Linked DNA regions of Mus musculus: regions 2, 3 and 4 are each linked to region 1. A link is a loop called in an ENCODE intact Hi-C map of the cell type or tissue named here. Cell type or tissue: left cerebral cortex. All regions are shown on one strand. Region 1 overlaps Ccdc174 (coiled-coil domain containing 174). Region 2 has its middle 11 kb from the start of Lsm3. Region 3 holds the start of Mrps25 (mitochondrial ribosomal protein S25). Region 4 overlaps Nr2c2 (nuclear receptor subfamily 2, group C, member 2).

Region 1 (8,000 bases):
GCTTCTCTTTTTAGGTAATTATGGTGGCCTTTTTAGTCTGTCATGATAAATGCCACCAAAATTATGTGAGCAGAGAGGCTAGTATATTGAAACACCAGGGTTGTAGCTTGTTTTATATTAGTTTGTGGCTTAAATGTATTCTTGTATTCTTTGAAATAAGTATTGCTAATGCTTTTAACAACTATAACTTGGTATAAAGCAGTGTGATAAACCACAAATGACCAGGACCTTAGTCTAAAAGCACCATGGCAAAGAGGGGATTACCTTGAATCTGGTGATCCTTTTTGAAATTAAAAAAAAAAAAAAAAAAAAAAAGTTACGTTTAGATACATCTTTCTTCTGGCATGTAACTTAAGTTGTATTTAGCAGCTAAACTGTTGGAGCCTCAACTCAGTGCATCCATCTATTCACTGTCAGAAACTTACTGAGCAGTTACTCTGTACCAAGAATGGCTTCAGGTTCGTAGGCACACTGCTGCTTTCACAGTGAAGTGGATGTGGTGGGTCTGAAGATCTCTCAGGACAGGGCAGTCAGCACTTGCTGTACCCATCTTTTCATGGCAGGCCTCTGAGGAAGCTGCTGTCAAGCTGATAGTTTGGGGCAGAAGGACAGTTGTAAGACCATGTCTAATACTTGTATGTTTTTCTCCTAGGGAAAAATTGGAAGAAAAGGCCAAATTATATGAAAAGATGACTAAAGGAGATTTTCTAGGTAAATAAAAGTTTCTATTTCTTTATTGTCTCGAATTCATACAGATCTTCAGTATTAATTGTTTGAATGATTCTAAGAGGGAGAAATTTAAAAAATCAAGTCTGCACTAATAATTTGATGTTCTGTTGGGTACCAGGCAGTTTGTTAGGAGCCATCAGGGACTGGGCAGTATAGGGAGCCAGTTCTGAAGCCTTCACAGCAGATCCAGTGGAGCAGGAGAGCACAGCACCAAGGAGGCGGTTGAACTGGAGCAGCCTTGCGTTCAGTGACAGCCATGCATGTGGGAAAAGTAAGGTTGTGCAGAATTGTGGTCCCATCTAGGCTCTTGGGGTTTTGTGTCCCTTTTTCCTTTCCTTTGTCTTTCTATTTTCAGTTTTATTTCTGTGATATGCTTTTTATTTTTTTTAACTTCATGTTTTGCCGTGTTTTCTTCTATCGCATTTATATTTTTGTGTATATGTCAGATGTGTGTGGCTGTGAGTATGTTATTGTGTGTGAGTGCAGACATGTTAATGCCACAGCATGGGAGTGGAGCTAGTGTAGAGCCTTACCTTCAGCCTTGTTTGAGACAGAATCTGGAGGGGTCTGTTCCACCTCCCATCTTGCTGCTGCCGTAGGAGGGCTGGGATTACAGATGTGCTGCAAATCAGGCTTTATGTAGACTATGGGGATCTGAACTCAGGTCTTCATGATTGGGCAGCAAGTGCTTTCCCTTTGATTCATCTCTTACACTTTTTAATTTTAGTTCTCTTCCTACCTTTATCCTGTTGGGAAATCTTTATCTTTCTTTTTGATAATTCCTAGCTCACTCTTTTTTTCTCTCTCCAGAATGGTCTAGTCTATTCCTCTTCTTTCTCTTTTAGTTTATTTAACTTTGCTTTCTCTTTTTCTCCCCTTAACTTGTCTTTTTCCTTTATTATGCTAACATTGTCCCATACCCTAAGTAATTTCGACTTCATGGCATAGTCTGTTAGTAGTTGTATGATGTGCTTGTAATTGGTTTAAACATCTGTAATACAATTCCCTTTTGTCATATCCCCCTGAAATAGAAATCAGTATTCATAGTTGCACAACAGTATAAGAGACTTTCTGGGCCAGTGCACACACCATTGGCAGGAGGCAGGGAGAGCCAAGTATGCATTCAGGAAATTTCTAGAGGGCAATGCTGTAATATGGTAAGCTGGAGAAAATGATCCTGTAGGGGAGAGGGGAAGGGCTACAGGTCAGCAGTTCTACCGTGTCTAGCACACAAGACTGCAGTGGCTGTGGGCCATCATTTGCCTCTTCTCAGATAGCATGGATTTTCTACACTTCAGGGAGTCCAGCATGGAAAAGTCAGTCATTCCCAAAGCTGGAAGCTGTGGTGAGAATGCTGCCCTCCAGAAGAGGAGCAAGGTGCTCATCTCTAGGATGTCTCACTACCGTGTGCATCTGCACTTCAGCTCTCAAAGAACATACCACTTCCTTCTTGTGGCTTTGAAAACTTTTTTGTTTTATTCTTTTTTTTCTTTTCCTTTTGATTCAAACTTTTATTGTTACTACTGAAACCCAGAGGCTGGAGAGATGGCTGGCTTAACAGTTAAGAGCACTTGCTGTGCTTACAGAGGACCAGAGTTTGACTCCCAGCACCCCTCTTGAGCAACTCACAACTGCCTGTAACTTCAGCTGTAGGAGAACTGATGTTCTCTTTTGCCTTCTGAGAGTGCCTGAACCCCCATGCACTCCTCTCCCCGTACATGTAATTAAAAACAACAAGAAAATATAGTAACTCAGTCAAAGGAGTATGTCTGAGGAGAGTGGGTTTTGTCAGATCCTGCAGGCCCATCTCTTAATACTTAGTACTCTGCTTGTGTATCTGAGCTGGTGAAGTCTTGGAGCCTTAGCTGTCTCCACTGTTACACTGTAAAGGGGGTGACATCACTTGGTGATAGGGAACCCAGTGTCCTTGCTCAGTCTCTGTCCTTAGAAAAAAAACTATGTTGAATCCATCCTGAAGAGCCTGACTTCAAGTCTCACCTGAAAACAATGTCTACTTGTGAGAACAGAGGACATGTGTGTGTGTGTGTGTGTGCAAGTGAGAGAGGCAGGTTCTCACTGTGTAGCCCTGGAAGGCCTGGAGCTTACTATGTAATTTAGGCTGACCTCAAACAGATCTACCTGCGTCTGCCTCCTAAGTGCTGTGATTAAAGGTGTGCACACTATGCCCCAGCTTAAGAGCACGTTGTTTACCTGTGTTAGGACCTTTCAAGCACTTCTTTCCACCAGTGCAAGAGCTAAATGATGCAACTCATATGTTTAGAAAGGCCTGTTACACCACAGCAAGAAAGGTCCACTCTCTTGACTGGGAGACGTGCTGTTGTGTGTCTCTTGTATGTTGTCAACTGTGATTTGCTCAAAATTGAATAGGTGTGTTGTCTCACGTGGGCTTACTGCTCACTCAGCATGTTGATAACACAGCAGGAGCCTCACGGCTTTTTGGAGTATAATGGTGTTATGGATGGCTTATTTAGAGCTTCCTGTCAAGTGCTTGGTGGCTGTGTCTGCAAATTGTCCCAGGTGCAGGCATTGACTGGCAAACAGTCAGACAATGGGGCCCTTCTCAGTTCCAGCTATGGTTTTCTTTTTTAATTTCGAGAATCTGTAAATTGATTTTTGTGCCCTAGATGAGGAAGTGGAGGACATGTACCTTGTGGATTTCACACAGAAGATCATAGACAAGCGAAAAGAAATGGAGGTGCTTGGTGCCACGAGAGAGTCCCAAATCGAGGAAGAGAGAGATGATGATGATAAAGAAGAGTTTTCTGACAAAGACATACCTCCTCCTCAAGACCCCAGTGAGGAATGGTGGGTAATGGGGATCAGATCGAAGTGATCCTCTCAGACTCACATTGGCTTTTTGAGAAATGTTTTGTTTGATCGTTATTATGGCAATTTCTTTTCATACTCTGCCTGGGTTTTCTGTTTTCCAAGAACCATCCCTTTAAATTGGGATGAGCTAGTGTATCGATTATATAGAAATGGGTGGGCCAGTGGAGAGGTAACATTAGTGACTGCAGATAAGAATTGAGCATCTATATGTTGTGCCTAGTGTGGTCCAGGCCCAAGGATCCCTGGGCAGCAGTCCATCAATGCCCTGCTCCCTTACTGCATGCTATTGCCTTACGTGTGCCCTGGTGCAGATGCTAGGTCCTGGGAAGGGGTCCCCTTTGAGCAAGCTGTATTCTAGCTACACTGTTTTCTGGTAACACCAAAACTCCACTGCATCTCCCTTAAATTCCCTCCTGGAAGCAAGTGTGTTCCCTTCTGGGAGCATACGCAAATACTTTGCAGAACTTCATTGACATTTCCTGTATGTACATAAAAGATGGAGGAACCCAACCTTATGCAGATCAGAGTGAAAATTCCACCACAGTGTCTTTCATGTCACTTAGACAGTCACTTAGCAGAGCTTGCCATTGCTTACACATCACCGATGTCCTGACTGCATGCTGGGGCTGGCCCTCTCTTAAACTCTTGTTGGGAATTTCTTAGAGAACTGTTTATAGTGTTTCTTAGTCTTTAAATTCGCCCCTTGGACAGGTATTTATGCATAAAGAGAAATCCCTACTTCTGAGGATGTCGGAGAACCTTCCTCTTTATATTGCTGAAGGTGTCCACTGGGGTCCATGTTTTCTTACTTTTAAATAACTTACTTCTAATGTTACTATTGTGGGTAGACATGTGACTGTATGCTACATGGGTCACAGAGAAGAACATGGCTTCTCTGTGCCTTTCTAGTTTTCTAGTCTTAAGTACTTGCTTCCTCATCTGAACTAATTTTGGGGGGAGGTTGGGGGCAGGCATCTTATCTTTTATTTATAGTTGACCCATTCTAGGCCTTTTTACCAGCAAAACATTTGAGGCAAACTTTTGCTTGTTTTTGTAATCTGCCTAAATTGTGTCTTCTGGCACGAACCCTTCCTGTTTCCCGAGAACAGTCCTCCTTCACTCCCCCAGTCTCTCCAGGTTCATGCTGACTGGGACTGCTCAGTAAGCAGTTGCTGATGAGCTAGAGCCATTGCTGACTCCTGGATTCCCTTTGTTGGCATTGTGTGCTTTGGAGGCTTGCTCCAGAACAGAATAGCTATGATTGCTTTTCAAGGCAGAAATCCCATCTCCTTTGAATGGTCTAATGTCTCTTAATTCTTTTCTTATTAATGCCTTTATGATTACAAGCAGCTTGCCAGCGATTTGAGGAATTTGGAGGGCAATTGAAGGTGTCACATGCCACCATATGGTACAGTAAGACACACTTCAAGCAGTTCCCACACTCTTTTTGTTTTTGAATTAAGCTTCAGAATTGTGACTACTTGTAAATCCTTTTGGTAATTAGATCCCAGGTGGTGAAAAATCTTTCTGCAAAAATACTGTAAATAATTACACAGACCATCTGGCTAGATGGTTTTCTCTCTCATTCAGTAAAAAAAAAAAAAGGAGAGAAAGCAAGAAAAAAGAAAATGAAGGCACTGTTTTGTTTAGTTGTAGGTTTGATTTCTTGTGACAATCAGCTATAAGACTAAAGGAGTGGATTCCCAAGCATTTGGTTTTTAAAGCTAACAAGGAAACCAGCGTCACTTGAGAGGAAAGAAATTACAGGCAACAGCACAGCCAGTGGAATCGGAACTTGAATTGCTTTGCTTACTATTAAAGTCCTATATTATTAAGTCCTTAACTGTATGCCCTAAACTCTGCTCCAGACTCTGGGAGATTTATTGCTTGTGATAACAAATATGAAAATTATGTTATACCATAGTGTAAAGGACATGGTTTCTGTAAAAACCTGCCCATACTTGGTTGTTAGGAAGTCTCAATGTTTTGTTTAACTTTATGCTTGGTCTTGGGGGAAAGATGAAGAAAGGTGTATACTGTTTGTCTTCCTCCTACTCAAAGTGGATCCAAAAGATACCGTGACTTATATTAAAACTTCTTAAGCTCGCTGGAGAGAACGTGTCAGTTAGAAGCAGAGGAGTAATAAAGAGTGAGACCTGAGTACACTGGGGAGGGAGAATGAAAATTTGGAGTACATAGTCTAGTGGGGAAAATGCACATGCAAGTTAAGAGAGTTCTTCCATGTCACCGTTTCTGTATTGGTAATTTGTCTTTGAAATCAGAAACATGATCAATTCCTTCCTACAGTTCCTAAAACTGAGATTTAGTAGAGGGCACAGCAAGCTTAGTGAGTCTCAGCTGCTGGTGGTTTGTTTGTTTATTTGGTTTTTTTTTCCCCCCCTGTGCTCGTGGTCCCTTAGCTGCAAGGTTCTTGGTAATGTCTATAATGACATTGCCAATTCTCTGACACAGGGATCTGCCCATGGTACAAACTGTCTTCCCAATGTCTTAACTTACAGGGTGGATTACGTGGACTCTTTGGGCCGATCCCGGCGCTGCATGAGAAAGGATTTACCAAGTCTATTGGAGATGGATAAAAATCTTCAGGGGAGACTGTAAGTCTAACATGTGGCCTTTGTGTGGAACACAGCCACAGGGATTGTCTTCTGGGAGAGGTTGCTGCATGACTGTATGTTGCTAAAGACCATTAATAGTAAGAATACACTGAAGCCTCTACAGTTAGCATATCCAGACACTTCATAATCTTCTGTGCTCAGGGAACAACCTGAATGCATAATACTTGACTTTTTTTTTTTTTCCTCTGAAACCCATTTTTTTTGACATATACAACAAAATAGATTTATTTTTCATTTACAAAACTAAATGGAATAGTAGTATTTTATTCATATTTTGTGGCAACTAGAGTTGCTTGAGACTATTTTTAAGTAGCAAGAAATTGTGACAACAGTTGTTATCTCGAAAAATCAAATGATATAAAAATTTTTAAGTGAAATAAAAATAAAATAAAATAATCTACCTTCTACAAAAATGATGGAAAGGACAAGGATTATAAACTATCAATCTGTCTCTGTTCTTTTTTTTTTTTTAATTAGGTATTTTCCTCGTTTACATTTCCAATGCTATCCCAAAAGTCCCTCCTACCCACCCCCCAGCCCCCTACCCACCCCCCCAACCCCCTACCCACCCACTCCCCCTTTTTGGTCCTGGCATTCCCCTGTACTGGGGCATATAAAGTTTGCAAGTCCAAAGGGCCTCTCTTTCCAGTGATGGCCGACTAGGCCATCTTTTGATACATATGCAGCTAGAGACAAGAGCTCCGGGGTACTGGTTAGTTCATATTGTTGTTCTACCTATAGGGTTGCAGTTCCCTTTAGCTCCTTGGGTACTTTCTCTAGCTCCTCCACTGGGGGCCCCGTGATCCATCCAATAGCTGACTGTGAGCATCCACTTCTGTGTTTGCTAGGCCCCGGCATAGTCTCACAAGAGACAGCTATATCTGGGTCCTTACAGCAAAATCTTGCTAGTGTATGCAATGGTGTCAGCGTTTGGAAGCTGATTATGGGATGGATCCCTGAAACCCATTTTTTGGGGGTTGGGAGGATTGGGGAGAATTAGTCACATTATTCCCTGAGCTTCTGACTCAGCTTCCCAGGCAGGCACCCTGTTCTGGTCACGTGCAATGTAACTGCTGAAAGGGTTATATAAGTTTGCTGTTGCCTTGGAAGAGTGTCTGAAGGTTGCAAATACAGAATGAGCCCAAACCTAGCCACAAATCAGCCTTTGTGGACAGAGGGTTGGAGAAGGTTCACTTGCTTTTATTCACTTCTTAGTCATAGGCCTTTGTATTTTGAAACAAAGGCCTATGACAATATTTCTAATGAGACCAAAGAAATAAACGTTTGAAAGTATCTTGATGGTTAGAATTCCCTGTAGTCAGCCTCATATGAAAAGTATTAGAGAAGCTCCACCTTCGTGAGCCCTTCAAGGTTAAGGCGTCCTGTGCGTAGGCCTGGAGTAAGCACAAATCATGGCATCTGCTGGGACACTGGAGGCACTGTAAGAGCGCAACCATGTCTTCAGACAAGAGGCCATTCAGAGAAGTTGAGTGGTCATCGTTCCTGGCTAGGCCACCTCCCATATGTCAGCAGGACAAGGGAAGAAAGGAAAAGTCACTTTTCTTGAACACTGAGGCAAGATCCATCATGTGTAAGCTCATGTGTAAGTCTGGGAATTGATTTAAAAATGATAAAATAAGGTCAGCAAGATGGCTCATTGTGTTAAAGGACTTGCTGCTAAGCTTAATGAGCTGAGTTTAGTCCTGGGAACCCACATAGTAGATGGAGAAAATAAATAGATTCCTAAAAGTTGAAAGCAGTCTCCTGACTTCTCCATTCATGCTG
Region 2 (8,000 bases), 360 kb before region 1:
AGGTGGGGCAGAACCCTCCCTTGGCCCTGACCACCCTGACACTGTCCTTAGGCTTTAGCTGTGCTGGGTGATGTCCTGTTCACTGTGGGAAACATAGGACTGGGGATTTTGACTGTGTCAAGTAGTCATTCCTTGAGATCCCCTTCCTGAGTAGACAGCTTAGCCAAATTCTAGCAGCAATGGCCCTCACTAACTCACCGACTAGCATGCCTCTGGCAAAGCCTCTATCATAGTCCTCAGAAGTCCCACAGTCTTAAAAGGAGCAAACGGGTTTGTAAGGTTGGCAGCTTCTTCAGGTTTGGGACTCAAGCAGACCTCCTGCCGCTGACCCCCATACCAGGGCTACCACTATTGGTTTGAAGTGGTACTGTCTAGGCCTTACGGCAAAGGGTTCCTAGCAAGGATGTCTTAGACTTATGGTCAGAGAACACTCAGCTGGATATGCCATGCTTGCTGGAATTAGTAAGAGTGGTTTCTGTAGCACACCGTCTGTGATGGTTACAATATGGACTGTCCGCCAAAGCCTCGGGTGTTTCAGTGCTTGGCCCCCGGCTGGTGCTGCTGTTTGGGAAGCTATGAAACCTTTATGGGGTAATTGAGGGGTGACCTTAAGGTTTTATATTTATAGTCCAACCCTGCATCCTGTTCTGTCTGCTTCCTGACCCCCCAGATGTAAACAAGTGCACCATGCTCCTGCCATCACAGCTGAGCCCCCCCCCCCCACAGTGCCTTCCCTACTTGAGTAATGTACCCTCAAAGTGTAAGCCAAAGTAAACCCTTCTGTAAGTTGCTTCTTGTCAACTAGATGGGCATAGCAAATGCCACACCTTCATTCCTGGGTTGGTTATTTCATGAAAGAGATAATTCGGAATGGTGATTGCTTCTCACAAAGACCAAGCTATATTTGCAGTGTGCTTTATTTGAAATCCAAGTAACTTGACTAATGTTAATCTATAATCATTAGCTACAAGTGACAGTTTTAAGCAGTAAATTTCAAAGATCTGCCCCAATACGAGGTATCAGCCATATTTCCCATGACCTCTAATTTACTCTTCAGGGGTAATACTCGGCCATTGCTGTCCCATCCTGTGAGCAGCTACTAGCAGTGAGCAAAGCTTACCTGTGATGAACACACACACACCACTGGAAACGAAGAAGCCATCCTGGCTTGCCCCAAACGCAGAGAATTTCTGTTGTTTAAGGAAAGTAAGCACTGTGGGTAGCCCTGTCACTTGGCTCTTTATTGAGCTCAGGGCAAGCACTTCCCTATGGCAGATTCAAACATCTTGTGCTCAACCGTAGGCTGTTCATCCAGCTGTGAGAATGGAGGCTTCAGTGAGCCGGGCCTGAGCAGGATGCTCCCCACCTCTCTCATTGGCAGCCAAAATGAGACACTGCCAGAGGCAAAGAAGGCCTGTTCTATAGATAAGTCAGTTATAAGTTGCTGAAATTAGTAGTGACAGATTTCTTGGGACACACCTCAGGCTATTGCTGTGAAATCTCATCAGAAGCTCTGGAGCCTCTCAAGAAATCAAGGTGGGCAAAGCTTAGGCTTGTTCAGTAACAGACTGGGCAGCATGGTGGCAGCAGGACCCGGGGAGTGGGGGGTGGTGGGGAGGAGGGTACCTGTAGAGTCCTGCTGCAGCACTGGGTCGGGTTCCTAAGCCAGATATAGGTATTGGCTCCTCTGCTTCTGAGAACTTAGAGTTGAACACAGTCCCATCAGACAAGTGACTGCTTGTTTTCACAACCCCAGGCTGAGGCCTGGCCAACAGCTTGTCCTCCAGCAATGCTGAATGGGTGAAGATTAAATGATACCGGGCCTGCAGTGCTATGCTGTGCATTGCAGGCAGAAGGGGCCAGTGGTACTTTGGAGAGGCAAGCTGTGGACATCATTCTTCAATACTGGGGTCCCCACAACTCAGCAAGGCTTACCTCCTTTCACCCCTCAGCCATCTTCTGCCACCATGTGCCTGAGACTACCAGCAGGCGCCAGCTGCGGGCACCTAGCCAGGCATCAGTTTACATGGAAAACACCAAGAAATGAGGACTACAAGGCCCGATGTTTTCAACTCCTGCAGGCCTGTTGCTCCACTCAAACAGAGCATGTCGATTCTTATTTTCTTGGCTGAAGTTTAAGTTTCATGGGTGTGGATACAGCATGCCCCACTGTGGTTTCTGATATTGATTACCCCTGAGGGATTCTTTTCTTGGTATTCTTCCCATCCACTTCCTGTGCCATGGACATCCAGGGTGAGGTGTTGCCAGGAGCCCCCCAGTTGTCCTTTGTGGGTTGGGAAAGTTCCCACAGTTGCAAGGGGATCTTGCAGTATCATGGAGCCAGATAACCAAGCTACAAAGCACAGCTGTGCCATGTGCCAGCTAAGCAGATGAAGTGCCCTAAGGTCAGCTGTGAGGACTAACGAGTGTCTACATGAGCAGCCCAGGAATTGTCCCCAGGTTGGAAGCAGCACAGAGAGGTCATGAGCAGTGGACAGAAGTCACTCCTTTAAGCTGCCTTAGTCCAGCTGCTCTACGCCGTCTCCCTAAGTCGTTTTCAGGGCAACCTGGCTTTGAAATATTTTGATTTGTCCAGTTAAAATGTACTTTGCAAGGGCTGAGAAAATAGCTCAGTGTTTTTTTGCCAAGCGGACATGAGGATCTAAGGTCAGATCCTAGCACCCATGTGAAAAGCAAGGTATGTCGGAACGAACCTGCAAAGCCAGCCCTGGAAGGTCAGCAGAGCTTGCTGGCTAGCTAGTTTTGCTGAGACAGTAAGCCTCAGGTTCAGTGAGAGACCCTGTCTCAAAAAATAAGGTGGAGAATGATAAAACATAAACCTCTGACCTCTCCAAGCAAGCACACACACACACACACACACACACACACGTGAACACATACTCCACACCAGAGAGGAACAAAGATGTTTACCATGTGCCAGGATCTGCAACAGGACCAACTAAGGGCCTGAAGCAAGGAAGGGAGGGAGAAGGAGGCAGAGCATCTTAAGGGAGTCTGTCTCTCAGGATGATAGGCTCTGTGAGGATCTGTCAGAGCAGTGAGGATCCCTCACCACCACTACCACCCTGGCTGAAGGTCAGCAAAGAGGCCAGTGCTAGAGAATTCTGCGTCTAGTTGGGCATTCAACAAAGTGAGAAAGCCTGACTTCACTCAGTACTTTGATCTCACAGTGGGAATACAAAGACCTAGGGAGTGGAAGAGACCTGCCTAGGTCACAGCACCCAACAAATAGCACTCTGAAATGGAACCAGGGCACTGTGGGGCTCAGCTGCAGCAGGGCTGTTCACACAGCTCCGCAGCCCCTGAATAGAGTGTATAGTCTGAGGGCTGTGGTCCCTTCAGATCACATGCCAGCCACCTCCCCTCCTTTTCCCCTTTGGTAGGATTCTTCCTTCTGAGTGAGCAGCTGCTGTTGGGCTAAATGAGACCCAGTCTTCCGTCCGTGCTCGCTATGGAGTAAATGCCTCCTGGAGAAAGCAGAGGTGGGTAACAAACCTGCCAGTCTTGACTCTGTCACCAACACGCTTTGTGGCTTTTGGCAAGCTTCCCCCCATTCCTGGGTCTCACTTGCTCACACAAGGGGAAATGAAGAGTACTTCTAAGAGAATTCACCTAAACTTGTATGTCTTTTTTTTTTTCCTTCCTCAATTAAATGTATTTTTAGCTGGTACATAAAAGCTAAACACTGGAGCTTGGCATTGTGGTGGATAACTGTAATCTCAGCAGTCAAGGGGCTGAGGATTACAAGTTCTAGGCCAGCCAAGGGCTATGAATCAAGATCTTAATCTCAATAGACAAGCACATAAAATAGGCACACATAAGTAAACAGGTACACATTGGGTGGGATCTTAGTGAATATAAATGTTTATCTCCAAACATGTATTTTAGAATAATTAAATTTAGTTTATTTCTGGTGAAAACTTAAAATCTTTTCTTGTTGCTTGTGAAGCACACAGCCATCACCACAACCTACTATGTAGCATACCAGGTCTGTTGCTCTTATTCAAGTTTCCAGGATCAGTCAAGAGCTTGTTTTGACACTAGAGGGTGCTACACTCTTCACTATTCCCTTTCAGTTTGTCTCGGTTCATTGTCAACATATTAGATGGCAAACTGTGCCATTTAATTCCTTAAATGCAAACTATGTGAAAATCCAACCGTGCTTCCAGAAGCACAGGACAGACAACATCACATGCTCCACAGCCCCAGGAGACCGTTTTCAGGCAAAGTATCCTAACAGTGGCGGCTCCTGTGATGCTGAGCTGGAACCATCCACAAGAGCACACACAGTCTAGGCAAGATGGTTTCCCCAGCACTCTGGTCCTGGGTGTATCTCGCTGGTGGAGCTGAGCTTTGTGGGGCAGGGAGTTCAAGGCCAGACTTTGCCATCTTACTGAGCAGATTCTTGTTCCTGCTGTCAGCCTGAATGTCCTCATTTGTGCTGTCCTCCCAACCTAAGGGCACTTTGTTATTGATTCAACAGGTTTAGAGAGATTGAAAGATACCCGAGAGCCATCATTTGTATTACAAGGTAAGGATACAGATGAGGAGACAAGAAACCTTGCATTTACAACTAGCTGAACACTAGACTCAGTCCCTTCAATCCAGTTTCTTCCTTCATAAGATAGGAGCTAGCCAAGTGCTTTGTTACTGAACTGCGCCCAGCCCTCACTGATGTCTTCTTCTCTTTTTCCTTTACAGCTTTTCCAGGCCTAGAACCACTAGAAACTAGGTTGGATCCAAGGCAGTTGTGCTTAGGGTTTGGGGATTGGCAGAGTTCTCCCTTGCAGGGTCCTCCGTCTTTCCCTCTTTGGTTCCCAGCAATGCTTTTCTCATCTCAGTTGTCAGGTGTGAGAGAAACAAGCAGAACCAGCCTCATGACCAAGGTCACCTAACAACATCACAAGACGATGACATCACCATCAGCTCTGGCCCAGAGCTCAAATAACGGAGGGAAAGGGCAGGTCATCCTCACGGCAGGGTGACAGAGCTGGTGCCAGGCCTCTGCCAACTATCAGGGCCCAGGAGTGTTGCTGAAAGCTACCCAGGAGCAGCTCATCCCTGCCTCCGCTCAGCCAGCGCTCTCACATGCTCAGAACAGTAGAGTCTCACCAACAGGGGTCCCCACCCCCACCTTTTCCTAGAAGCAAGGTTAGCAACTGCCAGAGTCAAAATAGATGTGGAGAGAATTGTGTGGCAACACTCGGGTTTAGTTCAAGCACACTGGATTGCACGATATCCTTAGAGGGCAGAGCCATTGCAGGAGGGATCAAAGCAGCCGGCCTTGCTCTTCGGGCTGATGTTTCTGCCATGCTGCATGTCAAACAATCATGTCTTTGGAGCCCAGATGCCCTGCTTTGTAGGTAAGCCACGTGTAGAACTTCATGTAAGGAATCATTCTGTCAAAGTAAATAGTTGTCCCAAACTATTTATTTCATGTGCTCTGGTGGCCTGCACCTGTATTCTCACAATACACACAAACACACATACACACACACCATTTTACCAATGTGCACATACATATATACACACACAGCATAAGATAAAATGTACCATCTTAACAATGTATAAGTAGAAGCACTCACATTGTTGTGAATGACTGAAGATGTCCCCTACCTGCCAAGTCCCTGTTCCACAACACAGTACTTTATTACTTTGTCTAGACTTCTTTTTCAAAGGTTTCAAATCCATGGGCAGTATTCAAAATATGAGAAGAAAGCTGTGGCGTGTAAAAGGAACTTTTATTTACCTGTACTAATTGTTGTCTCCAAGGCCTACTGCCTCAATCTGCTAACCTAGGCCTAATCCTAGAAGCTTCTAGCAACCATACAATCTTAGCTAGGCCTAGAATGTCTCAGCTTCTGAAACTTACTGCTGAACAAATTCACTGTTTCTATTTCTTTTTGAGCTCTGGCTGACTGGTTCAACTCAGCTGTTCTGGCTCAAACTCCTCTCCAAGCTGACTGATTGAATCTGGCTTCTCTTGGTCTCTGACTGAATTGCCCTACTCGGCCTCAAACTAACTCTAGCAATCTGTTCTAATCTTCTGGCTCCTTCTCATTCTCTGGCTCATTCTGTCTTTACCTTCTCATTCTCACTTTCAAATATGGGTGCTTCCTTCTACAAACTAACTTTCTCTTCGTTGTTTAGAATTAAAGGTGTGTACTAAGATCGAGCCACACTACAACTAGAAACGGGTTTTTCCAGTGAACAAAACAATCTCAGGGTTCACACTGTGATCAAATATCCTGCAACAGTGGAGCACCTTCATCCTTCATCACAGCCGCACATCGCTAGGGAGAATCCAAGATTGGTAAAAAGATAGCTGGCCTCGGATTGACTGGAGTAAAGACTCTCCAGACAGAAGGCCCAGCTTGCTGCCGACCCCCAGGCTCCCCAGACCACTGGAGCAGCATTCAGATACATGGCCCATCTCACCCACCTCTTACCCCACCTGCCTTTCTCACCTTCCTCTCCTCCTTCAAACCAAACCCACTGGCTGCTTTGCTATTCCTCACACAGGTCAGGCTCAGTGCCTCCTAAGTCCCTTCCCACTGGACCCTCCCTCCCCTTAGAATCATCTCCAGTTGTGCTGAGCAACAGCCCCACTTGCCAAGTTCATAAAATTCTTGATGATCAAAATATCCTACACCAACTAAGTCACAGTTTCTAGAGCCTTCTGGGTTGATATTTAAACACAAACAAACAAAAGAGTAAAACATCTCCTCTAAGAAGTCTAGTGTGTAGCCGCTTTCAGAGCCAATGTCTGGATGAGTGTTTTTCAAAATGCAATCTCAGGTCAGTAGAAGCAGCAACAGTACCTGGAGATGTGTTAGAAACTCAATGTGCTTAGAACAATAGCAAAGCAAGACCTCCTTCCCAATTCCTAAGATACCAAATGAGCAATTTGGGGTATAGAGTCAGGAGCACACATTTAAACAAGCTCTGAGGTGACATGCCTACCAGGTTCTGAGAAGTACTGGCTTCCATCCTTCATGTTCAACCTGTCTTGTGGGTCGGGAGCACAAGAATTCCCCGAAGCTGTCAGAGTTCAGATTCCCAGTGCCATCCCCACTAGCAAACAAGACCTGTTGGATCAACTGTTCTTGGTGATTCATACATGTTAGGAATTGAGATGTCTCTCATCCCTGTCTTGAGGGACTCAGAAGCCATGAAACACTGGGAGAAGAGCCTGGCCTGCCTGGGTCTCACATCTTAATTATCTTTGCACACTGAAAGGCTCAGGCTTGGTAGAGAAAAGGCTCAGGCCAGGGCTGAGGCAAAGAAAGAACCAGAGAATCTTGAAACATCCTACTACGTCAGAGAGCAGGGGAAAACCTGCGGATGTAGCCCAGTCAGCAAAGTGCATGGCCCTGTAAGCACTAAGACTTAAATCTGATCCCTGTATTCACTCTAAAAGGCTGGACATGGTGGCGTGCGCTTGTAATCCTAGTGATGGGTAAACGGAGACAGCTGGATCCCTAGGGCTCCCTGGTGAACCAGCGTAACCAACTTGGGGAGTTCCTAGCCTGTGAGGGAATGTCTCAAAAATAGGTGAGCAGGCTGTGCCTGAGGATATCATTTGAGGTTATCCTCTGGCCTCTCCATACCCGCCTGCAAGTAAGTGTATCTGTACACATGCACACACGTGTGTGCACACCTACATACACACAAAGCAAGGAAACTTCAAAAATGAGGGTGATGCCAGCTCCAGAAGCCAGTTTAAAGAGTGGTCTGATTTTAGATGAATCTGATTGTAGTGATACAAACTATTAATGTGTGAATCTGTGATTTTGTAGTTATAAGATGATTATAGAAAGAAGTGTGAACACAAAAACTCCTTCTCACAGTAAAATACCAACTTCTAGAGTAGAGATTTGGTTCAGTGAGCCTTAGGGCACCCAAAACCCATGTGGGTAAGGGGCTTGGCCTTAGATTACGGTGCCATTGGGTGGCCGTGGGAACTCTAGGAAGCAAGA
Region 3 (8,000 bases), 300 kb after region 1:
ACAACTGGGACAGAATCTGCAATTAAAGTGCCAAAAATGAAGCGATTAAACACGGCTAACACAAGGATTTGTTAAAGCCAAGAAGGAAAATTAATCACACGTTCCCCTTTGGCTTGAAGTCACAGAAAATGAGTCTTCACAGTGTTTAAATTATCAGAGAACTCATGTTCTGACTGTTCAGAAGTGACCTTCGAGGGAGGATAGGCTGAACAGGATGCAGATGTGTGTACAGGCAGAGGCAACGGCCATGAGAACCATACTCCTCTTCCGCAGGGTCTAATACGTCAAAAGGGTGCTATTGAGATGGCTCAATCACTAAGGAGCTTATTATACATGCAAGACAACCAGACTCTGAGCTCCGGGATCCACTTAAAAAACAAACAAACAGGTAGGGGGTTATAGAGATGGCTCAGTGGTTAAGAGAACTTGTTGCTTTTGCAGAGGACTCAGGTTCAGTTCCCAGCACCCATATGGTGGCTCATAACCATCTGTAACTCTAATCCCATGGACACCAGGCACCAATGTGGTGCACATACATACATGGAGGTAAAACACTCACATATACATTTTTACAAGCAAGCCAGGTGTGGTGTCACACATCTTTAAACTCAGTAGTCAGGAAGCAGAGATAAGCAAGAAGATCTGTTGTTAGCTGGAAGCTAGCCTGGTTTATAAAGGAGTTCCAGGCCAGCTAGGCACACCGTGAGACCCTATCTCAATTAAAACTTAAGGAAGATTTTACTTGAGGTTGGAGAAATGGCCCAGCAATTAAGAGTGCTTACTGTTCTTCCAGAGGACCTGAGTTCAGTTCCCAGTACCCACATCAAGTGCCTCACAACCACTTGTAACTCCAGTGCCAGAGAATCCAACACCCTCTGGCTTCATGGGCACCTGCACACATATGGTGTAAATAAACTCTCATGACATACAAAACACACACACACAGAGAGAGACAGACAGACAGAGAGAGAGAGAGAGAGAGAGAGAGAGAGAGGTAAAAGGCCAGGTGTGAGCCCTTGCTTGCTGGCTCCAGGCTTACTGACCAGCCTAGCTGAATCCATGAAGCCCAGGCTGAGAGACCCTATTTCAAAAAGAAACCAAGTCAGCCAGCTCCTTAGAAACATTATCTTTGGTTGAATGCTAATGTATCCACACATACACAAACACAGGGTCGGGTGGGGTGGAGACCTTTAAGTAATTACATCAACACAAAACTTGAAAAAGTGAAAGAACTGCTTCTGGGGAGGAAACACTGCCCTGAAAGCTCCACAGCACACCACCCAAAAGCTTGAAGGCAGAACTTGTCAGCAAGTCTCTGTCTTCCCATCCCAAAGCACAGAGCCTTGTGCCCACAAACCAGATAGATATAGATGCACCTACTGGATCAAATGGGCACAAGGTCAGCACCTGTTGCACTCTGCCAGGCACTTTATTCTCCAGCAACCCCACACCACCACCAACACACTGATGTTGTGGTGTTCCGCCTAGGAAAAATGCTGTCAGAAGTTGAGAGAACTTGTGTGATCCCAAGGTCATACAACTAGTTAAGAGGCCTTTGCATATGCATAAACTCCTGACAAGTGGGGAGTAGAGCCCGAACCCTCTGGTCCACCGAGAGGGTTCCAGAGAGCCCTCACCCCAGCAGATCCCAGGCTAGCAAATCTTAGGTCTTGGGGGTCAACTTGACCAGAGAAAATGGCTTGAAGGCGGCTTCTGGCTCTCATGAAGTCAAGGTCTTTGCCACAGGGGCCACTCTCCACCTTGAAAATTATTCTCTTCTCTCTTTCTGATCCGTTCTACAAATCCACTTCTATCTACAGTCATGTTTATCCCGTACTGTGGAAAATCCCAGTACTGAACCCAGCGTTTTGGGCGCTCAATAAATGTGCAGTAAGTTCGGAAGGGTCCAAAGCATTGCTCAGAGATGATAAACGGGTCAATGAAACCTTTCATTCATCAAGTGTCCTAAGCAGCAGCAAGCCATGCTGTGCACAGGTGCGGAAACTTACTACTCCGCTCCCAAGGCGTTCCCCGCGCCACAGCCTCGCACAAGGGGCCAGCCTTCCAGCCGCAACCCATCCCTCCGGTGGAGGAGCACTCGGGTTTCTATCGGGGATCAGTCGGGATGCCCTCCACTGCCTCAGCTTCTTTCACTGAACCCCGAGGGCTGTGACCCACACTGACCTGGCGCCTTCGCCCAGTTCCCCATACGTGTTGTAGTTCACGGTCATGATCTTCACAGACTCCTTGAATACCACGTCCCCGCGACCCAGGTACTGCAGCGTACGGCGGATCGGGAAGCGACCCTTCATCGGCATGGTGGAAGTCAGGAACTCCTCAAGCCGCGGACCAGCGCGGCTCCGGGAATCTTGGGAGGCACTTCCCGGCGGCCAGCGCGGCCGCGGGGCAGCCTGGGACTCGTAGTTTGGGCCCGGGCTCGCAGCCGCCTCAGCGTTGGGAATCAACCTGTCGTTTTTGTCTTCACAGAAACCAATTATCTTCTCCCAAGATCTCCAGTTCTGAAGTGAAGAGCTTGACGGAAAAGTCGCTGTTGATTCAAAGGGAAAACTTATTTGCAAAGGAGGAAAGAGTGGCTTGCTCTGGCGCGTCAGGGTCTGCCTCAAAGGACTCTGCTTAGAGGAGGGGGTCGTTCGCTTGTTAAGAGTGGTTGTGACAGATATGACAAGTCAACAATCAACATGTCACTCTGCGCTGCATTTTTTTTTTTAGGATTTATTTTTACCTTACTGTTTTGCTTGTGTGTTGTGGCTGTGCACCACATACACGCAGTGCCCGCAGAGGCTGGAAGAGGGCGTTGGGTCCCCTGAAATTGACCTTACAGAGCTGTGAACTGCCATGTGGGACCTCTAAAAGAGCAGCAAGTGCACTGAACTGCTAAGCCATTTTTCCAGCCCCACTGTAATTTTTAATCGCTGTTTATGGCTGAAATTAATTTTTCTATAGGATTCTCAAGATTTTTTCCCTTTGTAATTATGTAAATTTTCAACTGACTTCCCAGGCTTCATAGATGAACTGTCTACTGATAAGCCCATTAGAGCATTTTTCATCTGTTAATCTTTTATTCTAGTATTTTTTTTTCAAAACTTAAGTGTTCTTTCCTCTGCTCAAATAATCCAACAATTCTAGACATGTCCTGTGCACACATGAAGGCTGGGGGAAAAGTGTCCTGCTGTGTTTCTGTTCTCTTAGTAAGCTCCAGCAATTGGGATTGTAACCCACACTTCTGGGGTTACAGGCACAGATGATCTCACCTAGATTTTTACATGGATCCTGGGATCAGAACTCAGACCCTCAAGTACTCTTACCCACCGAGCCATCTCCCCAGCTACCAAATTGTAAATTGTTTTAGTTTTTTTTTTTTTACTTTATGTCTATATTTTTTAAAAGATTTATTAATTTTATTTATGAGTACACTGTAGCTGTCTTCAGACACACCAGAAGAGGGCATCGGATTCCATTACAGATGGTTGTGAGCCACTATGTGGGTTCTGGGAATTGAACTCAGGACCTCTGGAAGAACAGTCAGTGCTCTAAACCACTGAGCCATCTCTCCAGCCCCTATGTATGAGTGTTTTGCCTGCATATATGTGAACACATCACTAATAAGCTTCAGCTATAACTACATGTCTGAAGAGGAAGGTAAGCTTCTAGAGCATACCCTTGAGAGTGCAGCAGGCGGCTGCAGGGTATCTAATCACACTGTGAGCCCCACAATGGTGTTACTTACTGGAAAAACCTTTTTTAGTTGTGGTATGGCTCAGTCTCAGCACACACCTTTAATCCAAGAGCTGCTTCAATACTGTAAACGGGATTAAATAAAGTCAACCGTAGATCAAGAGGAGGAACAGCCAATTAACAGGAAATGGACATAGGATTATTAAGAGAAAACCATTGACAGTAAGAGGGAGTCTTACTGTTAACTGTCCTCACTCACAGCCCAATAACAAAAACCAAAGTTACTACTGGTATTCCTACAAGTCATGGGTTCTGCTGCAGCCATCAGATCTTGGCTTACTCTGAACTCACCACTGCAGGTGCTGGGAGGAAACTGAGCCCTGCAAATCAGTTTCCTAATGGCTCCAAGAAAGGTTACTGGTTTTTCTTCAAGCCAGCTGCTGCTTGTAAGAAGACTGACAACTTCCGAAAGACGCTGCAACTGAAATCATTAAGTGATTAAGATCCTTAAGTGATTAAGATTCTGCTAGGCAAGGTTAAGAGCACTGACTGTTCTTTTAGAGGTCCTGAGTTCAATTCCCAGCAGCCACATGGTGGCTCACAACCACCTGTAACGGGATCTGATGCCCTCTTCTGGTGTGTCTGAGGACAGTGACAGTGTACTCAAATAAGTCTTTAAAAAAAAATTGTGCTAGGCTTCTGGGGAGGCTGCAGACCTTGAAGTTTCATCACAGAAGATGATACTGCATCCACAGGAGACACCCAGCAGCCCACATAAACAGCCTTGGGTCCCAAATCAGACAGACCTGGGCTCCAGGCCCAGATGAAGTCACTGTAGAAACCCATTTAGCCGCACCTAACTTCTTTCCAGATTGTTCAGCTGCTGTCTCTTTGGTCTATGTAATAGCTGAGCCCTTCCCTCTTCACCATTCCTGAGCCAACCCAAACCCACCTAAATACTGATGGCAAATGAGTTGTAAGTATCCAATCTGTTCTTTGTCAAACAACACAACACAGACCTGTTGGCAGAGCTGAGGTAAAGTGTGAAATGTACCAGTGCCTGGTGCAAATGCCAGCCCCAGGCTCCCTCACCCCTCCGAGCTTCAGTTTCTGGTGGGGATAGGACTGTAGAGTCGATGACCAGCCAGTCTAGCCTAACTGGAAAGCTTCAGGATGAGAAACCCTGCCTAAAAGGCGGATGGGTTTCCTAAGACTAATACCCAAGGTTGTCCTCTGGTCTCCACGTGCACATGCAAACATTCACTCACTCACACACACACACACCCCTCCATGTGCACATGCAAACATTCACACACACATTACAAAAAGGAAGTGAAGGGACGTTTTAAGCACACACAAGTCCAGCCATGAACATGTTATTTTTTTAATAAAAGCCTTACATAAATGATATTTTAATGTTTTTAATAAAAGCCTCTAATACAAGGCCCCAGTGTAGTGCATGCGCATCAATGACCATCTTGCTGACAGTCATCATGATTACCAGCACACCGAGCTCCTCTAGTCTGACCTCGTACCGAGGCCAATTCCACAATTTGAACCGCATGGCATAGCTACACAATATGGCTCATGATGACTTAGAAAGATGTTTTACTGTCTGACGACAAAGACATGATATGTGGTAAGTGCAGTGATGAGGCTCCAGTTCCTTAGTGTTGTTAGAAGGGAATAAGCAAGAAGCCTGTCCACTATGAACAGGACCTACACCTAAGGGATCTGCCAACACCGTATCAAGGACGTGCTCCATCCTTGGGAATCATCGAGTATTCACCCACGGTAAGAAGCTGGCACTGTGGTTCCCTCACAGGCCAAACCCCCTCTGCAAACCAACTCTGACCTGCATGCATTCTGGGAGCTGATCCAGACAAGGGGCAGACAAGTCTCTCGTGTTCTGTTGGACTTTCAGAATATGGTCAGCGAGGAATTCAATGAGAAACTCAGGAAACCCTCTGGGATCTGGGTTCACCCGGTTTAATAGTCAGTCAGTCTAAAAGCATTTGTTTTCTCCATGCTCTCAGTCAGACTGCTACCTGGGGTGAGTTCCAGAAAGAAGTACATTTAATAAGTCACTAGATAATTTTTTTCTCAATTTTTATTTTTGTTTATTTATTTATTTGTTTGTTTTTTGAGACAGGGTTTCTCTGTGTAGCCCTGGCTGTCCTGGAACTCACTCTGTAGACCAGGCTGGATTGGAACTCAGAAATTCCTGCCTCTACTTCCCAAGTGCTGGGATAAAAGTCATGTGCCACTACTGCCCATCGAGTCACTCACAGCTAATTAAGAAGCCCAGTCTTATAAGAAAAGCATTGTCTACAGTTGTACCACCCTGAACACCTGATTTGAGTCTGGAAAAGTAATGGTGGAAACCAGAATTTAGCTTCATTCTTGTGTTAGCACTGCCTCTTTGTCCATGACACAATAGCAGACCAAGCAGGGCAGATATGGTGGGCATGCCTGGAGCCTGGGCTTTAGAAAGAGGTAGCCTGCCCCAGGTAACATAAAATGCCAGGCTGCCTACCTTCCAGAACATCTTGACACCAACAGAGCTGGCAAATGGCTGGTAATCTACTAGCAGGCCAGTAAACACCTGTCAGCAGAACTCAAAGGGTTCATACGCTCCCTCCTTCTCCAGCCCTTCCCATAGCCCCATACAGGGCTCTCTATCCAGCCAAAGCCCCAACATGTACTAATGAACTGGGATTAAAGCTGCCAACATAGAGATCTTTGCACCCAGATAACATTCTTACCACCTAGATGGATCTTCACCAGAATGTGACAGAAGACTTTCAGCTTATACACCAGTAACCAACAAAAGGCATGGCCCAGAGAAAGCTGAGGGGAAAGTGACTAGTGGACAGTTATTGTCCATTAACTAAAGAGTATCATCACCAAAGAAATTACCCAGAGCTGAGCACACCAAGAACCTTACAAGGTCATCTGTCAATCGATCTGTTCCTGTAAACCAAAGTACTAAGCTACATAACTTCCCTTTCTGTTTTCTATCAAGAGTTCAAGTACTTCAGGGCTGTGGAATGGTCTCAGGCTGTGCCTCAAATATTTCCATTTCTCAGTACATCTTACCAGTTTCCCAGGTCAGGATAAACCACAAGGAAGAGGGCTGACTGGAGGGCCTTGAAGTTACTAGAATCATCCTGACTCAGAAGTGTTCCATCACCTGCTAATACTCCACAGAAGCTTCCCAGTCACAATTCCAAATCAACAGGCCCTTGAATGTGACCTGCAGAACGGTCATTCTACCAAAGACCTGGAAGGAGGTTCCCAGGGGATCAGACAGCTGCATAAGTAGAAACTTCTCCAAACCATAACATCCGCCAAAAAGTTGAACACTACTATCTCACAGTCAAGCTCACACTGACACCACCAGCCCACTACCCTCACACTTGGGAATTTTACTTCCTTTAACTGGGAGGGGACAACACTGGCAACATTCCTGCCATCCATAAAGAGGCCCTGGTCCCACTGGGCTTCACAGCAGTATCTCCCTAAGTGACGTGCTGAAAGGGAACAACCAAGTCAGGACAGACTTCTGCTAGAGCCCTGCCTATCCTGGCTACAGGAAGGGCCTGTCAAGGGCTGCCCTATAATACTGCATAATGACCAACAACAGTCCGCAGAAAATGAACTAAGAGGTGCCCATGAGCCATTTCTGCCTTGGCCCAACAGAGCTGTATCTTGAAAATAAAATGGTAAAGTCCCCTGAAAATGGAATACTTCATTAAAAAAAGAATACAGAAAAACCAGCACATGAATGCCGATTGTTTTTCCCGTTCTTGCTCAACTGTAGTGGAAATGTCTCAAAGTGCACAGCAAGAGACTACTGTTCCCACCCCAACCTGTGTGTGTTCAGATGCCTGCCCATCCCCACCTCACACTTGATATCCTGCTGCCCAAGACTCTGCCCAGTTCCTGCCCATTGCTGTCAATTAGGGGCCCCCTTCTGCTTAGCCAGGGTGCACTTCAGCTCCCGGAGGTTCTCCGTTAGAACCTCAACCTCGTCCATTCGCCCACACTGCTTGGCATCAAAGATGTAAGCCTTGATGTTGTCAATTTGCTGCAGGAGCAGCTCCTCCTCGATGTGTTCCTCGGCCTCCATGCCACTATCACTGTCCACCTCGAAGGGGTTGGTGGAGGGGCACTCTTCAAAAGGGTTTCCAGGGGCGGCTGGACTGGCAGGCCTGGGACCGTCATCCTCATCAAAAGGGTTGGGTGCTGGACTGTCTGGGTCGGTGAAGGGATTTCCTGCCCCCAACTCTGCCACCTCCTCT
Region 4 (8,000 bases), 270 kb after region 1:
TTGTGGACATTCAATGGTTCTTCACATGGCATCTTTGTAGACATTCTATGGTTCTGTTCCCTATTAATGTAATCCCCTTATTCTACATATTGGCAGGCTCCCATTATGCTGGGAAGGTAGCTATTTTTTCTAAAGCAGCCTTTTGTAAAAGCTCCAGTTCTTTCCCATTAGATAATTTGTAATAGGCTAACAAATGAGCCATAAATAACGAACTTATAGACTGAGATGTCTGTTGGTCCAAGAGGTCATCTCCCATTGTGCCATCTGCACAGTATGTTGTGGTTCTACCGTAATTTATTAATCAGTTCTGTGCTTAAACTTTGCTACTGGGGCTGGGTGGAGTGGTGTGCTACTTTATCTGTTCTGTCATTTTATCACAATGTTATTGCATCACATATGTGGATCTGTGTATGTGGCTGTAACCAAAATACAAAAACACAAAAGCCTGATCCATTCTGATCCAGTTGATATACAAAAAGATCTTCCTAGCATGACTCCATTCACACCTAGAAGCTGGCCTTAGATAAACATGATACCTTCTTCATTTCATTGCCCTTAAGTCATTCTCCTGTGTATGCTCATTTTTTAGTGTTACTATATTACTATTATTTTTTTAATAGGCTGAAACAAGCCAAGGAGCTCTAGGTACACTGGCAAATGTAGTGACCTCTTTGGCCAACCTGAGTGAATCTTTGAACAACGGTGATGCTTCAGAAATGCAGCCAGAGGACCAGTCTGCAAGTGAGATTACTCGGTATGAGCCCCTCTGATACTCTACATTCCTGGCACTGTGTTGTAAGGATAGATGCCAACATTTGGCACTTATGCTATAAATGAGTTTTATATTTTTATTTTTGGTCCTGGAAATTGACCTCTGCCTCTGCTTGTGTATAAGACAAGCGCTGTGCCAGTGAACTACATACTTCAAAAATACTCCAACTTGTGTCTAATTAAAGAACTATAAAGTTGTCAAAACAACCCCACATATCTGTTGTCTTCCACATTTAACTATGGGAATTTACAATGAAGGAGAACCCACTTATATCATGTGACAATAAGGCAGTCAGAGCTGCAGTTGGCTCCTTAAACCGGGGTCTTCATCAAACAAATGTTCTTTGACTCGAGCACTGTGTAATGAACCTGCACAAAACAGCATACCTCTTTCTGTTTCTGTTTCTCTTTGCTCACACCTGTTTTCTGAGTGGTACATGCTAGCTAATGGAAAGCAATAGTTGGTTCCAGGTGGCATTGGCTAGCTGCTCAGGGTGTTTCTTCCCTGCTGCTTGGCCCTTGTGTTTTACTCTTCTGTGCTCTATTCTGGCCTTAGTGTCAGGCCAGATGGGGACTTACTGGGAGCTACACAGTCCTCCTGTTAATTTGTAATCCGATGCAATATTGAGACCTCGGTGTAGAGGAAAGCACATGAGATCTAAGTAGAATTAGCTAGGGCTTTCTTACTGTTTATTTGCCATTGATGATGTCTGTTTCATTTTTGCTCGTAGGGCATTTGACACCTTAGCGAAAGCACTTAATACCACAGATAGTGCTTCACCTCCAAGCCTGGCAGATGGGATAGATGCTAGTGGAGGAGGGAGTATCCATGTCATCAGCAGAGATCAGTCAACACCCATCATTGAAGTTGAAGGCCCTCTCCTTTCAGACACACATGTCACATTCAAGGTGAGTACGTTAGCACATGCTATCTACTTCCCCTGTTTGCTAGAGCCAGGTGCTTTACCTATACAGTTTCAAAAGTCAGACCTTGCAATGAGTTCATTTTGTAATTGTGGCAGAATCTTGAATTCCAAAGCATATTCTTGTTGAAAATGACCCTCCAATAAGTGTGGCACATCACAGCCAAGATAGACTGCCATGGTGCTAGCCACTGAGGATCAGGGGCTGGTTGCTCTGCCTTTTCCTATGACAGCAACACAGGCTCGGCCAGGCACCTGTTGGCCTCTCTACTATGTAGAATACTAGTAGGTTCTCAGTCTTTCCCATGCTCTTTCTGTGTCTGCTCTCCCGACAGGGCATCAGAAGGCTCTCCAATCTATAGTCTCCAGAATGAATCTCTTGTCTTAGTACACTCTGTACTGGAGATATCTAGACAGTCATTTGGGTAGATAGGGTCCCTGACTATAGTTGTCCAAGGTTTGTTTCTCAGGTTGCTTCCAAGACACTAGTCCTTTTGAGGACATCATAGCATATGGAACCTTGGCAGGCTGTTCTTCCATTAAGATGTTACGTTGCCCAGCACCTTTTCATTACCATCTTGAAGCTACCCTTAAAAACACTTGGCCAGTGAATTAGGGCTAATAACAACAGCATAGCTGAGGTCAGAGTTGTTGAAAACATCTTTGTATAGGTGAGCTGGAAAGTGTCCTATAGGCTCCTGAACCCCAATCCAGACTGCTGGACTCCAGTCACTGAGCAAGAAACCATGGGAGCTGGTGAAAGCCTTGGCTACATGGTCACATATTCCACTAGTGACAGGCTTTTGGAAGTTCTTTGAGATCTGAGACAGTTACCATTGTTGAAACAGGAGATAAGTTGACAAGAGCACCTGTCCCTCCTTTAGCTCTTGTGTCACAACACCTTTTATTTTCCAGCTTACAATGCCCAGTCCTATGCCAGAGTACCTCAATGTACATTACATCTGTGAGTCTGCATCCCGCCTGCTTTTCCTCTCCATGCACTGGGCAAGGTCAATCCCAGCCTTCCAGGCACTTGGGTAAGTGGCTTTTATTCCTGGATGTCCTTGAGTAGTGGGATTTGTTCTTCCATTAATGGCCCACAAGTTCCCTGAGGTCCTTTACAGTGTCATTGTTCCAATTTACCTTATTCAGTGACCCAAAGTTGTATTAAATATAGTCAGCAGACTGAAAGAAACAATAGTTCTTGTTGCCAAGGATTTGTTGCTAGGAGATGTGTCTGGCCTTTGATAGGATGAGTGTCAAGAGCAATGGTTTGTGTGTATACATTGCCTTGCCTCACTGTTGAGCAGCCAGTGAGGACCACTGGCTTGTGTCATCTCTGCAGGAAGCCCCTCCTGCTTGCTTGTTCATGAATATCACTGTTTGGTGATCCTGTTTCCCTGTCAGTCCCAATGCCAGCTCTGCTACTATGCTAAGTAACTAATGTCCAATTGGACTAGGCCACCATTGTGGCATGCAGTCTGGCTAGAACATAAACAACCACGTGATACTGGGAATGTAATGAATGGATGCATGCTGCAGGGTAACCACCATAGGTGATACATGGGAAACATTAGATTGTCCACTGGTTCATACCAGTGGCCTAGGGTAAGCAGATTGGGATTGAGAATCATTAAGAACAGCATTTGACAGCTATAAGGCTGTGGGAACATTGTCTCACTTCTATGAATCTTCAGTTTTCTTCTCTGTAAAAATCCTTGCCAGAAGTAAAATCTTACAAAGCTCTTAATCTAGAGCTGAAGACTGAAGGGGATCTGCAGATAGAAATGTGCTCCTGGGCTGGGTGATGTGGCATATGTCCCCAAATGTAATAGTGACAGTAATTTACCATTATTAAAGGAGAGATGGTTTAGTTTGTCATTCTTAGGGCAACTCGACAGGCAGTAACTGTTGAATGAACATCTGCAAATTCTTGACTGCCTGCCCTTGCTGCCATTTGGAAGATAGTTGACATCTCAGGGTTATCAGTACTGTTATATGAAGGTGTCCTGATGTGCAGCTAAACAGTGGTGGTCTTAGTTCCCTGGGTGGGGTTTTTGTTTTTGTGTTTTAATCTGAGCATTTTGAAACCTCCTCCAGATCAGTAAGCACCAAAATCAGTAAGAGACTCTGATGTTGACCTCTGGCCTGAATGCAAATGTGCGCATGCACATACACCCATACAATCATGTACATATAATCACATACATATAAAGGATGTTTTTTAAAACTGTTTGTCACAGCTTGCATAAAGAGATCAGAGGAATATTTGGGGATATCAGTTCTCTCCACCATGTGGATTTTTCCTAAGGGACTTTACTTAAACTTAAAACCTTCATGGACTTACTCAAGGACTTGGGTCATTTTTCTGGGAATGACCTGAACGTATAATAAACCATTTTCACACCCTTGCTAGGTGGTGGATAGTGCTAGGGCTTTAAGTCCATAAAGCTCACATGCCTAGAGTCAGCCACATGAAACACACTCAGCCTTATCCTTGTGTTCCCAGACAGGACTGTAATACCAGCCTGGTGAGGGCCTGCTGGAATGAGCTCTTCACTCTTGGCCTGGCCCAGTGTGCCCAGGTCATGAGTCTCTCCACCATCCTGGCAGCCATTGTCAACCACCTACAGAACAGCATCCAGGAAGGTAGGTCCTAGGGCTATGGGAGTGGAATATATCTTTATCCAATCTGTGCCTGGATCAAAGCCCAGCCTGTGTCAAGTTGACCCAGCTGATCTTTTTTTTTTTTTTTAAAGATTGATTGATTGATTGATTGATTGATTGTAAGTACACTGTAGCTGTCTTCAGATACTCCAGAAGAGGGCATCAGATCTTAGTACAGATGGTTGTGAGCCACCATGTGGATGCTGGGATTTGAACTCAGGAAGGACCTTCGGAAGAGCAGTCAGTGCTCTTAACCGCTGAGCCATCTCTCCAGCCCCGACCCAGCTGATCTTTGTGAATGGACAAACATCTGTCCTGTAGTAAGATCTGTAATGGCATCTAATAAATTTGATAGTCAAGTGGAGTAGCAGCTGTGGCAATAGAAAATTCATTTTAGCCCTGCAGAAGCTAGCCCCTGTGAACTGAGGCATGAGTTGCCATGAAGGAATTAACCCTTGGCAACTACAGGCTGAATTAGGTGCATTACTGAGGTAATTTAAGATTTTTTTCTTATTTATATTATGTATATAAGTACACTGTAGGTCTTCAGACACACCAGAAGAGGGCATCATAATATCCCACTACAGAAACACCATGTGGTTGCTGGGAATTGAACTCGGGATCCCTAGAAGAGTAGCCAGTGCTTTTAACCACCATTTCTCCAGCCCTTGAGTACCCTTTAAAAAAAGATTTCTTGTATATATGTGCCTGTGCCATGTGTGTACAATGTCCAGAAATTAAAAGAGGGCATCAAATCTCCCAGAACTGATGTTACAGATGATTGTGAAACACTGTTGTGTGGTCCTGGGAACTGAAACCGGGTCCTCTGTAAGAGCATTGAGTGCTCTTAACTCCTGAACCATCTCTCCAGGAACAAGCACCTCTTGATACTCCACTTTCATCTGGAAATGCAGCCCTTGACAAGCTTGAAATGACTTGGTTCTCTTTAGAAAGTGAACTTAGCCTCCATTTGTCTGTGATGCTCCTTAAAAGACTGATCTTGTTCTTAGTTTACCTCAGAGGTTCTGTGATTTTTTTTTTTTTTCCTAGATAAGCTTTCTGGTGACCGGATAAAGCAAGTGATGGAGCACATCTGGAAGCTGCAGGAGTTCTGTAACAGCATGGCGAAACTGGATATAGACGGCTATGAGTACGCATACCTTAAAGCTATAGTTCTCTTTAGTCCCGGTAAGATATGTGGTGGGGACTTGTGACACTTTGCACTGTGTCTACTGATGTTTCTGAACATGGCCATATTGTCATCAGTTGTGTAGGAAAGCCCTTTAATATTTTATATAACCTAGAGTGTTATTAATAAGTGCTTTGGTATCAAACATCAATAATTCTTGCTCTTTAGCCCTAAAGAAATGTTCCTGGGGATTCATGTTCTGAATACATTTAATTTGCACCTCAACCAAGCCATTGTCCAAATAGGACCACCATCCAGTGCTATTTTTCTTGTTTGGGCTCTCCCATTTCCAGGTTCTCTAGTTGTGTATAATCCAGGTAGATTGGAATTCACCTTTACTGACTCTGGATAACAATAGGCCTGACTATGTATAGCAGCTGAAGAGGCAGAGAATTCCTGGTGGAACGAAAAAGGCACCTGGACTGGCCTCACATTCTTCTTCTCTAACTGTTCTCCAAACCTCTGGAGAAGTCATCTGGGCTTACCACTGACCTCAACAGCAAGAGCTGAATGTAGCATAACTGTTTTCTTCTTCCTCAGACTCCTACCATAACAAAGCTATCTATTGAAAAGGAGTCATTATGTAATTAAACATCTGAAAAGAGACTATTTCTCATATATATTTAGAAATCTCTCTTTCCTAGAGTAGTATAAAGCAGGAAGTCTAGAGCCAATTCAGGGGTGCTGTTTAGGTAAGGCTGTTAGGCTCTACCTGGGAGCCACCCACCTTCCTAGGACTCTTACAGCCTTGGAAAAATACAGAGGCAAAGCCAGTATTGTGACAGCTTCCCAATTCATTGAGCCAACCTTCAAGTTCAGTTGCTTATATTTGATACGTATCAATCAACAGACTAAAAAGAAAGATTAAGATTTCTATAATACTTTCCAAATTCAGAAAGAAACTTGGGGTTTACTTTTCTGTTTTCAGATCATCCAGGTTTGACAGGCACAAGCCAGATTGAGAAATTTCAGGAGAAGGCACAGATGGAATTACAGGACTATGTGCAGAAAACCTACTCTGAAGATACTTACAGGTGAGGCACAAGGCCATGCCCCACACAAAAGAATGGGTGGGGCGGGATGGGGTGTGGTAGGGCATGTGGCTGGGTCAGATTCTGGCAGTGTAGAGAGCCTCCTTTAGATCACTAACATCTCCAGGTATAAGAAAGAAAGAGCACAAACATAAGAGAATGCCAGGCTGGATGCTTCTGACTGCTGGTGACAGTCAGAAAAGGAATACTCTTCTGGAACTAACTCCTCACACATTAGAGAGGTGCTTAGCACTCATGGGGAGAGGCAGCATTAAAGTCCTTAACAAAAATGAAATCTGGCCCAAATTAAGAAGTGAGTTACGTAAGGCAATTTTGCCCTTAGATAAAACTGATGGGGGAAAAAGTCCTTTTATATAGGTGAGAATTAATTGGTAATATCTTAACAATAGGATGTATATTAGCCTAATACATATTTTGACAGTATAGTTGATCTGCCAAAAAATAGAATGTATGGCAAGCTTTTCCAGGCCCAATTTTCTAACTCTCCCTTTCCTCCCAAAGTAAACAAAAGTAACAATCCAGAAAGACGGTTAGCCTGCTTTCCCCAGACTTGGATCCTCTGAGCAGAATTAGAATTAGGCTCCCTGAACTGCCAGGACTACTTCTTCCTGCCGTGTACTTCTCAAAGGAAATGCTATTGTGCCAGTGGCTCTGGTGGGTTTCTCTGTGTAAAGTCAAGACAGTTTTTTGTACATCTCCTTAGCACAGATGCAGTTTCCCAAAACCAACTTCCACTAGGATCATTGAAGACCTTGAGTCACATGATACGAGAACGGGGCTGTGTGTGTGTGTGTGTCTGTGTGTGTATGTATGTATGTATGTATCAATGTATGTATCATACCCACAATTCTGGTCTGGTGTGTAAGGAGGTTGTTCTCTTCTGAGGCCACAGTGTTTCCATGGTGTCTATGGTCAATAGATGGCCTTGGAGTCTGAAAGCAGAGCCCCTCACTCTTGAACCATAATTCTGCAGCATTAGAAAGCAGATGTTTCATTTTTAAGCCTGAGTCAATCCTATCCAAGACAGAGACCCAGGGCAGGAAAGGTGAAGAAGGCACTTATGAGATTCAGGGCCAAAATGAGGAAAGCTATCCTACATGAATCAAAAACTCATTTCAGCATTTCTTCAGTCTTTAATAGATAGCATATTGTGTTGTATTTTTCTTTTTATATACTTTCTAGAGCGGTGTGTGTATGTGTGCATGTGATATGTAAGAGGCACAGGTGCTTCATTGGAGGTCAGAGGACAATCCTTGGGAGTTTTCTCCCTCTGTCCTGGAGCTTGAACATATGGTCAGGTTCTTTGGAACACTCATTTACCTACTGAGCCATCTCACAGTCCCTGTAACTCACTTTTCAGGCTTTTGTGTCTTTTTTTATATTAATTCTCCTGAAGTA

The links. A loop is a pair of places that touch in the nucleus more often than their neighbours do. Peaks named below come from ENCODE experiments on the same cell type or tissue, not always from the same donor. Only the 100,000 strongest peaks of a DNase experiment are listed, where the experiment ranks them.
Region 2: a loop joins it to region 1, with 2.9 times the contacts of the local background. A loop is called at or near these places in 3 of 42 quality-filtered maps.
Region 3: it touches region 1 in a loop (3-fold over the local background); 6 of 42 quality-filtered maps call a loop at or near these places.
Region 4: it touches region 1 in a loop (2.9-fold over the local background); 4 of 42 quality-filtered maps call a loop at or near these places.

The regions. Positions count from the first base shown.
Region 1 is chr6:91,884,696-91,892,695 of GRCm38, forward strand. Ccdc174 (coiled-coil domain containing 174) reads left to right here. Exons shown (of 11, transcript NM_172730.2): 4 at 653-711; 5 at 3,375-3,555; 6 at 6,099-6,194. Among named protein-coding and RNA genes, the nearest start is that of Ccdc174, 11 kb to the left of the region's middle. In left cerebral cortex, no CTCF peak of the experiment used is centred here; DNase peaks (open chromatin) are centred at 4,793 and 7,246.
Region 2 is chr6:91,523,370-91,531,369 of GRCm38, forward strand. No RefSeq gene overlaps it. Among named protein-coding and RNA genes, the nearest start is that of Lsm3, 11 kb to the left of the region's middle. In left cerebral cortex, a CTCF peak has its summit at 4,062 (motif pointing right); DNase peaks (open chromatin) are centred at 3,465 and 4,063.
Region 3 is chr6:92,181,656-92,189,655 of GRCm38, forward strand. It overlaps Mrps25 (mitochondrial ribosomal protein S25), which reads right to left and starts at 2,368. Exons shown (of 4, transcript NM_025578.4): 1 at 2,185-2,368. The coding sequence starts at 2,318. It overlaps Rbsn (rabenosyn, RAB effector), which reads right to left. Exons shown (of 12, transcript NM_030081.3): 12 at 5,057-8,000. The coding sequence ends at 7,655. In left cerebral cortex, CTCF peaks have their summits at 2,793 and 3,466 (motif pointing right); DNase peaks (open chromatin) are centred at 2,366 and 2,772; H3K4me3 peaks cover 1,795 bases; H3K27ac peaks cover 967 bases.
Region 4 is chr6:92,157,710-92,165,709 of GRCm38, forward strand. Nr2c2 (nuclear receptor subfamily 2, group C, member 2) reads left to right here. Exons shown (of 15, transcript NM_001347342.1): 9 at 621-754; 10 at 1,503-1,680; 11 at 2,610-2,731; 12 at 4,204-4,343; 13 at 5,412-5,549; 14 at 6,479-6,584. Among named protein-coding and RNA genes, the nearest start is that of Gm46967, 4.3 kb to the left of the region's middle. In left cerebral cortex, a CTCF peak has its summit at 4,930 (motif pointing right); no DNase peak of the experiment used is centred here.